2 separate regions of the Homo sapiens genome follow, and region 1 is linked to region 2. A link is an interaction called in ENCODE POLR2A ChIA-PET data of the cell type or tissue named here. Cell type or tissue: OCI-LY7. All regions are shown on one strand. Each heading gives the region's core, and the rest is flanking DNA. Links, peaks and the distances in the headings are about the cores only.

Evidence for each region. ChIA-PET counts read pairs that join two places held together with the same protein. Peaks named below come from ENCODE experiments on the same cell type or tissue, not always from the same donor. Only the 100,000 strongest peaks of a DNase experiment are listed, where the experiment ranks them.
Region 1: POLR2A ChIA-PET joins it to region 2 with 7 read pairs; 25 of 35 experiments call an interaction of 5 or more read pairs at or near these places.

Annotation. Positions count from the first base shown.
Region 1 is chr1:33,170,466-33,174,857 of GRCh38, reverse strand. The region is part of intron 1 of TRIM62 (tripartite motif containing 62); the gene reads left to right. It also overlaps a transcript of ZNF362 not described here. Among named protein-coding and RNA genes, the nearest start is that of TRIM62, 9.4 kb to the left of the region's middle. RefSeq lists an enhancer at 1,950-2,119. In OCI-LY7, for the core only: no CTCF peak of the experiment used is centred there; a DNase peak (open chromatin) is centred at 2,447.
Region 2 is chr1:33,113,086-33,117,477 of GRCh38, reverse strand. All of the region lies in intron 10 of AZIN2 (antizyme inhibitor 2), which reads right to left. Among named protein-coding and RNA genes, the nearest start is that of AZIN2, 34 kb to the right of the region's middle. In OCI-LY7, for the core only: no CTCF peak of the experiment used is centred there; no DNase peak of the experiment used is centred there.

The DNA of each region.
Region 1 (4,392 bases), core at 217-4,216, 57 kb before region 2:
AGGGCCAGCCCTGTGTTGGGCCCAGGAGAGAACTACACAAGACCTGGCCCTGTGTGGTCCCGAAAGATAGGCCCATAAACTGGTAGGTTGCTGTAACTGAGGCTTGCTCTGTTGAGCTGAATCCTAAAAGATACGCTGAGTACTTCAGGCCAGGGAGCAGAAAGAAAGATGTTATGGACAGAGGGAACAAAAACATGCACAGCCTGGTGCAGATTGTTCCACGGACTGGGTTCAAGGCTTTGACAGGCAGTCATGCTCTCCTTCTCTCTCTCTCCCCCAGCCTACCTCTCATTTAATTCTAACAGTAACCCTATGAGATGGATCTCATTGCCCCATTTTATAAATGGAGAAACTGAGGCTCAGAAACTGTGCCTAGCTGGGCACAGTAGCTCACACCTGTAACTCCAGTACTTTGAGAGGTCAAGGCAAGAGGATTGCTTGAGCCCAGAAGTTCGAGACCAGTGTGGGCAACATGGCAAAACCCTATCTCTATAAAAAATGCAAAAAAATTAGCTGGGCATGGTTTCATGCACCTGTAGTCCCAGCTATTTGGGAGGCTGAGGTGGGAGGATCACTTGAGCCCAGGAGGTTGAAACTGCAGTGAGCTGTGATGGTGCCACTGCACTACAGCCAGCCTGGGCAACAGAGTGAGACCCTGTCTCAAAAAACCAAAAAGGAAAAACAGAAACTGTGCCTAAGGGCCTGGAAAGGGAGAAGGGAGAAGAAGGGGGAAGAAGAAAGGGGGGAAAAGAATATAAATGTATTTACTACCTCTGAATTGTACACCTAAAAATGGTAAAGATGATAAGGTATATATGTATATTTTACCTCAATAAAATTTTTTTTAAAAAGAGGCTAAGCACAGTGGCTTATGCTTCTAATCCCAGCTCTTGGGAGGCCAAGGTGGGAGGATCATTTGAGGCCAGAAGCTAGGAGTTCGAGACCATCCTGGGCAACACAGAGAGACCCCATCTCTACAATAAATTTTTAAAAATTATCCAGGCATGATGCATGCCTGTAGTGTGAGGTACTTGGGAGGCTGAGGCAGGAGGATTACTTGAGCCCCAGGAGTTTGAGGCTATAGTGAGCTATGATTGCACCACTGCACTTCAGCCTAGGTGATAGAGTGAGCCCTTGTCTCTAAAAAAATTTTTTTTAATTAGGGAAAAAAAAAAAAAAGAAAGAAACTGTGCTTAAGGTCAGAAAACCACTAAGTGTCCCTGAAGCTGAAACTTGAACTCAGGTTATCTGAGTGTGACCAGGGACAGGCATGGAGGTGAGCACACATGTGTTCAGGTGGTTCGTTGTGGCTAGAGGGGAGGGTGTGGCAGGAGGAGGTAAGAATGGAAAAGCAAGGCTTGACCAGCTCAGGAAGGGCTTTGAATGCTTGAATGTGCACATACATGCACACACACACATACACACATACACATGCATGCGCACACAAGCTCACACACACACATGCACGCACCCATTGAGCTTGATCCTTACTTAACATGCTAGGAAGCCAGAAACAAATGTGAGCAGGCAAGTGCAGCCCGGCCAGGTCTGCATTATGGACCAAGCACTGTGGGGCAGTGTGCCAGGGGAGCTGGTGGGAGACCCTAGAAGCAGGGACTGGCCAGATGTTGCCAGAGATTGTGTGGCTCAGAAGTGCACAGGGAGGGTTGGGGCTCAAAGATATAAAATAATTCCAGTCTGTTGGGAGGACCAGGAGCATCCGGTTCTAGGTATAGATGAAGGATTGGGGTTGGGGGAGGAAAGGGAGAGGCAAGTTCAAGTTTGTCACGGTCAGGTTTCTGGCATCCTTGGGTCAGAGAGGGAAAGAGAGAGCAGTACCCAGACATGGAGAAGAGGAGAGGCTTGAGCACCTATTGTGTGCAGCGCCATGCTGGGCCGTGTCATAGGTGCCATCTCACTTTAGCCTTCATCACAACACTGTGAAAGCTTGCGGAGGTGAGCCCTGAGCGAAAGTCATGCTGTCAGGATTTGAACACAGGCTTTTCTGATGAAGAGTCCCTGAAGCCAGAGCTGAGATGGCTTTCCACAGCTGCTTTGTCCCCTGGACCAGAGGGAGGGATGGCCTCACAGCAGGAGAGATCTGGCCTTGGGAACATTTGAGCCCTGCCTCTCTGTGCCCCCCAACTCCTCTGTTGCCCCAGTCCTGGCTTCTTCATACCAATAAAGAGCCCCAGAGCCTCAAAGCTGGCATATTTGCATAACTGTGTGCTCAGGGCTGCGCAGACTCCACAGCCCCACCCTCTGAGGTGTGTCCTCCCCACTCACCTCATCCTGCCCGGCCCACCCCCGCTCCGATGGGGCCCTGTGGAATCCAACTCTCCCAGGCTGACATTCAAGGCCTCCTCCAGTGCCCACCCCTACCCTAGCTAGCCCCAGCTGGCCTTTCCAGCTTGTGACTCCACCCACCTGTCACATGCCTGGCTGCAGCCATCCCCAACCACCCCGACTTCCTGCACACGTGAGGGTGGGCCCCTACCCAACCTGTTCTCCCCACCTGCAATGCCCTGGCCCATCCTGGAGACTTGAAGGAACCCTGGCCATCCATCTTCCTTTGTCCTTCCATCAGAAACAAACTCCTTCCTTGAAGCTCCCCCCGTTCTGAGTCCCAACTTTACATATAGTTACTATGATGATAATGACAACTAAGATTGATTGAGCTCACCCTGTACGTCATGTCAGGTCATGAATTAAGTCATTTCATTCCCAGAGCAAGCCTATGGAGCAGGTGCTGTTAGGCCTTACTTAATAGATTTGAGGTCCGGTGCCATGGCTGATGCCTGTAATCACAGCACTTTGGGAGGCCAAGGTAGGCAGATCACTTGAGGTCAGGAGTTCAAGACCAGCCTGACCAACATGGTGAAACCCCATCTCTACTAAAAATACAAAAATTAGCCAGGCGTGGTGTCGGGCGCCTATAATCCCAGCTACTCAGGAGGCTGAGGCAGGAGTATCACTTGAACCTGGGAGGCAGAGGTTGTAGTGAGCCAAGATCGCACCACTACACCCCAGACTGGGTTACAGAGCGAGATTCTGTCTCAAAAAAATAAAAAATAAAAATAAGACCTTACTTTACAGATTTGGAAACCAAGGTGGAGGGAGGGTGCTGTGAGCACAGCCAGGTGTTGTCAGCTGTTCTGGATCCTAGCAGGCCCTCCATGTTTATCCTGTTCTTCTTTGTATTTTACCTATTCAAGTTTCTTCCTCCTCGACTAACTGCAAATTTTTCAAGGACCATGTATAGGCCCACCCCTGGAGCGGCCAGCACAAAGCCTGACACTCATTGGGTACTCAGAAATTTTTGCTGCATTGATTTGCATGGGAGGTAGGGAGGCCAAGAGATTTTGAACATGGATTTTCGGAGCCACTGAGAGCCTCCCCTCTGCCTCTTACTAGCTGTGTGAACTTAGGCAAGCTGCCTAACCTCACTGAGCCTCAATTTCCCCCTCTGTGAGATGGACGCAATAAAGACACTACTAACCTTGTGGATTGTTGTGAGAATTAGGTGACAAGATGCCTGTGAAATTCAAACCCAAACCACATCCGCCTCCAGCCCCTCTGGTCCTGGGTCTCTGCCGTTACCAGTGTCCTTCCTCAGGGTTAAGCTGTATCACTTGAGAGTTTATCAGGCTCCAGTTTCCTGTGTGACCTCTCTGCTGGAGTAAAATTTCTAGTTTGTTCTCCTGTGTCAAGCTGTGTGGCCGTGGGCCAGTCAGTCCCTTCCCTTGGGCCTGTGTTTCCTGTCCTGGCAATCCAAGGGGTTGGACCAGATGGTCCCTGCAGCCTCTTCCTGCTCTGGCCATCTGAGAAGGGAAGGAGGGGCCACCTGGACACAGTGAGGGATGAAGACACAAAGAAGCGACTAGGGAGCCGCATACGGGACACAGTGACCGCTCTGTCTCCCGAGCACCCAGGGTGTGCCAGGCTCTGTGCCCTGTGAGGCTGAACACTTCTTACCATTGTCTCACTTTATCCTCCCAACCCTAGGAGATATGATTATCCCCATTTTTCAGACAAGGCACTGGGGCACAGAGAGGTTAGGTGACATCCTAGGGTCACACAGCCCAATGGGTGGTAGAGCCAGTCTTCTAACCAAGGAAGGAGACACGTTGGAGCGGGAGGGGTGACACAGCTCAGGCAGCCTTCTAAGTCCTACCTTCTGGACTCTAGGGTTTGGTTTTCCTAAGTTAGCTGTTTCTTTGGGCTCTGCACCTAGCCCATCCAAGGAACTCTGCCTGCTGGGGGCCTTCTCTCCCCTCCCACCCTTTCGAGGTGAACTCTGACTCAGCCTAGCCTCATCCTTGGGCAGGGACATCCTGAAGACTCAGCGAGGCCAGGGGTGTGTGGCCGTGTCCTAGGTACTGAGATTGTGAA
Region 2 (4,392 bases), core at 288-4,287:
GTTGTTACCACCTCTGCACTTTGGTCTTCACTGGCCTCTTTCCAGACGTCGATATGTCCACACCTCTACAGCCCTTCCCCGACCCTCAAATCTAGCCTGTCTTCTGAGCCCAGCCCTGGGGCTCCCTCGTCTATGAAGCCCTCCCAGATGTCCTCACTCCATGCCAGGCCCCACAACAGGAGCCAGCAGTATACCAGGCTAGACTCACCCTCCCTCAGGCCCTCAGTCTAATGAGAAAGATGGACTTCCAACAACAATCACAGGGGGACCTGGCAGAGGTCACAGAGGACCCCACAGAGTAGACACAATTACTCCCATTTCAGAAAAATGGAGGCTCTGACAGCTTAAATGACTTGCCCAAAGACACAACTACCAATGACATAAAATTTAAGATTTTTTCTTAAATGATTTCCAAATCCAGAAATTTGTAACAGACTCTGGACAACCAAGTTATCAGTGCCATTTGCCACAGTGTAGGCAGGGATCTTGCCAGGCAGATCCTAGAGTCACCACTGAAATGTGGATGATGATGACTGTGCCCTCTGAGAGGCCTCTTCTCCCATCACTGCACTTGCTGTGCTCCAGTTACTCCAGTTGCTCTGGGCTCCCCAGGTAAACCCTACTTCCCTTCCCATACCTCCTACTTTCCCCCATGCTATTCCCTGAGGCCCCAAATTTGCAAATTCCTATTTCTCCTTTAGATCTCAGCTAAAATGGCTTCAGGGAAGCCTTTCCTAAAGCTCCATGCTCCCTCAAGCTTTGCTTTCGTAGTATTTACCATAATTCATAAATATTTGTGAAATATCTGCTCAGGCCTGTCTTCCCTGAAGACTATAAATTCCATGAGCCCAGGGGATGTGTAGGTCTTGTCATCCCCATCTCCTCAATGCCTAGCAGGCTGGCATCCATTAGGTGCTTATTCAAATAATATTTTTAAATAAATGAATTAAAGAATGGGGAATATATGAGTGATGAGAAAGAGAAAGAATGACAAAGGGGAGAAAAAGGATATGAATGGAAGCCATCCAAAGGGCATAGATGGAAGCAACAGAGAAGACCAGCAGAGAAAAAAGGAAAGGCGTTTCAATACCTTAGCCAGAGCAGGAATGAGTAAAATTGAGAAAGAAAAGTCGCAGTTTCCATAAGCAGAAATAGTGCTCATATATTTGATAAAAAGTTAATAAGCTATTAGTCCCATTAATAAAGAAAAATATGTACATTATGTAAGTTAAGAATGATAGCTATCCAATCTTCAGGAATTCATTCATTCAACAAGTACTTATTGAGCACCTACTAATTGCCAGGCTGTGATCTAGGAGCTGGAGATGCAGCAGTAAACACACACACAAAATAAAATTCCTGTGGTCATGAAGCTCCCATTCTAAGAAGGGGAGACAAAGGAATACTGTATATCCTTGTTCATATAACTGAACATTCTTGTTTATAAACTTTTTGTTGATGAATAAAATTAACCTCAAGTGGTCTGAATTATTTCCCTTAGCCCCACTCATTGAAAAACATTAAGCTAATGTTTAAAGATGAGTGGAGGGGATGCTCTATAAATGAATCTACAAGGATCTTTGGGAAAATAAATTTTAAAGATTCTTCCATGGTAAAGAGAAAAGGCACCCTTGGATTATAAGAAGTTAGCATTCCCTCACTTGTTATTAGTGGTGTAAATTTTAAAAAATTAGGTGAAAAAAGATTTTAAATCTTCACATGACATAATGCAAAGCTACGCTTTTACTATTTATGTATCTATTTAACTTTTTTTTGAGACAGAGTCTCACTCTGTCATCGAGGCTGGAGTGTAGTGGTGTGATCTCAGCCCACTGCAACCTCTGCCTCCTGGGTTCAGCGATTCTCCTGTCTCAGCCTCCCGAGTAGCTGAGATTACAGGTGCCGGCCACCACACCTGGCTAATTTTTGTAGTTTTAGTAGATACAGGATTTTGCCATGTTGGCCAGGCTGGTCTCAAACTCCTGACCTCAGGTGATCCGCCACCTCGGCCTTCCAAAGTACTGAGATTGCAGGTGTGAGCCACTGCACCCAGCCTATTTTTTTTTTTTTAAGGAATCTGTGAAATAAATATTCTAAAAGCTGTGGCAACAAGCTTGTAAATCTCAGCTATTTTTACAAGTCTGAGTGGAAATGGACAAGCATCTGCAAAAATCCAAGATGCCCAGTCTGCCAGCCACTAGGCCCCTCTGTGAGAGAGGGCAGGGGGTTCCTCATTTACAAAGCATACCACCACCACTTCATACCTTATCTGGGAGGCAGGTGGCATGATTGCATTCCCATTTTACAGATGAGAAAACTCAGAGAGGGAAGGTGACCTGCCCAAGGCTCTAGGGGGAGTTAGTAGAACTCTGGGCAGTCCCAGACAAGGAGCCTCCTGGCTGCACCTAGCTGCCTTCTTCAAAGGCACATATGTCTGACAGAGCCACAGAAAAAACAAGGTCAAACATTGAAAAAGGTGCACGGCCTTGATGGAATCCCTAAATAATTCTTCAACTTTTAAAGAATAAATCAATAGGCTGGGCGCGGTGGCTCACGCCTGTAATCCCAGCACTTTAGGAGGCGGACACGGGCGCATCACTTGAGGTCAGGAGTTTGAGGCCAGCCTGGCCAACATGGCAAAACCCTGTCGCTACTAAAAATACAAAAATTAGCTGGGCGTGTAATCCCAGCTACTCAGGAGGCTGAGGCAGAAGAATCGCTTGAACCTAGGAGGCAGAGGTTGCAGTGAGCCAAGATCCAGCCATTGCACTCCAGCCTGGGTGACAAGAGCAAAACTCCATCTCAAAAAAAAAAAAAAAAAAAAAGGCGGGTCGCGGTGGCTCATGCCTGTAATCTCAGCACTTTGGGAGGCTGAGGTGGGTGGATCACGAGGTCAGGAAATCGAGACCATCCTGGCTAACACGGTGAAACCCCGTCTCTACTAAAAATACAAAAAATTAGCCGGGCATGGTGGCGGGCGCCTGTAGTCCCAGCTACTTGGGAGGCTGAGGCAGGAGAATGGCGTGAACCCGGAAGGTGGAGCTTGCAGTGAGCCGAGATTGCGCCACTGCACTCCAGCCTGGGCGACAGAGCGGGACTCCATCTCAAAAAAAAAAAAAAAAGAAAAGAAAAAAAAATCATCCAGTCTGGCCAACATGGTAAAGCCCTGTCTCTACTAAAAATACAAAAAAATTAGCCAGGCATGGTGGCAGGCGCCTGTAATCTCAGCTACTCAGGAGGCTGACACAGGCGAATCATTTGAACCCGGACGGAGGTTTCAGTGAGCTGAGATCGCACCACTGCACTCCAGCCTGGGTGACAGAGCAGGACTCCATCTCAAAAAAAAAAAGAAAAGAATAAATCAATAATTCGTACAAAAATATTTTAAAAGACAAAAATGAGATAAAAAGAAAAAAAAACCCTATGGCCAAAATCTCACTTGTGAATATATAGGCAAAAACCTGACATGAAATCTTAGCTAACCAAATTCACAGTCATATTATCTCTAAAATGAAAGGTGCAGACAACAGGAGAGAAGTCAATCACTGGCTTCATAACATGGAAAATATAGATCTACAGTTCAAGTTTAATTTTCCCAATACATGTCAACATACCATGAAGTAGCCCGTAGCATCTATTCTTTATTAAAACTACAGACAAAACAAAACCCCACAATGAAGAGAGACTATTTTAAATAATGATCCAACTCTGACTTCATTGAGATACACTGAAGTTCAGCCCTGTCATTTTCCAAATGGAGAAACTAGAGAAACAAGGCTCAGAGAGATTAAGTAGCTTGCTTTGCCTAAGGTTACTCAGCTGGTCTATGGCAGAGCCAGGTCTCAAACCCATGTCTTCTGATTCCAAGTCTGAAGCTTTCTGTCATCATTCCCATTTTATATATGATGAGAAATGCTAGCAATAGCTATCAGAAAAAAAGAAACAAAAAAGCATAATACATAGAAGATGAAGAAATAAAATATTACACTGCAGATAACGTATTTGCCCACCTGGAAAATCTTAAGGGGGTGGGTGTGGTTACTAGAGGAAATCAATGAATTTTAGAATGCAAGCCAGCATCTCAGCTCAAAAACACAGGGAAAAGTTTTCACTCACAATAGTAGTGAAAGCATTAAGCTATTACATTCTTGGATGTACTTGGGCCACAGTAATACTTATTCAAATAAAACAATAAAAAAATAATAAAACCAGCTGGGCGCGGTGGCTCACGCCTGGAATCCCAACACTTTGGGAGGCAGAGGTAGGCAGATCATGAGGTCAGGAGGTCGAGACCATCCTGGTTAACACGGTGAAACCCCATCTCTACCCCATCTCTCCAGGCATGGTGGCGGGCGCCTGTAGTCCCAGGTATTTGGGAGGCTGAGGCCTCCC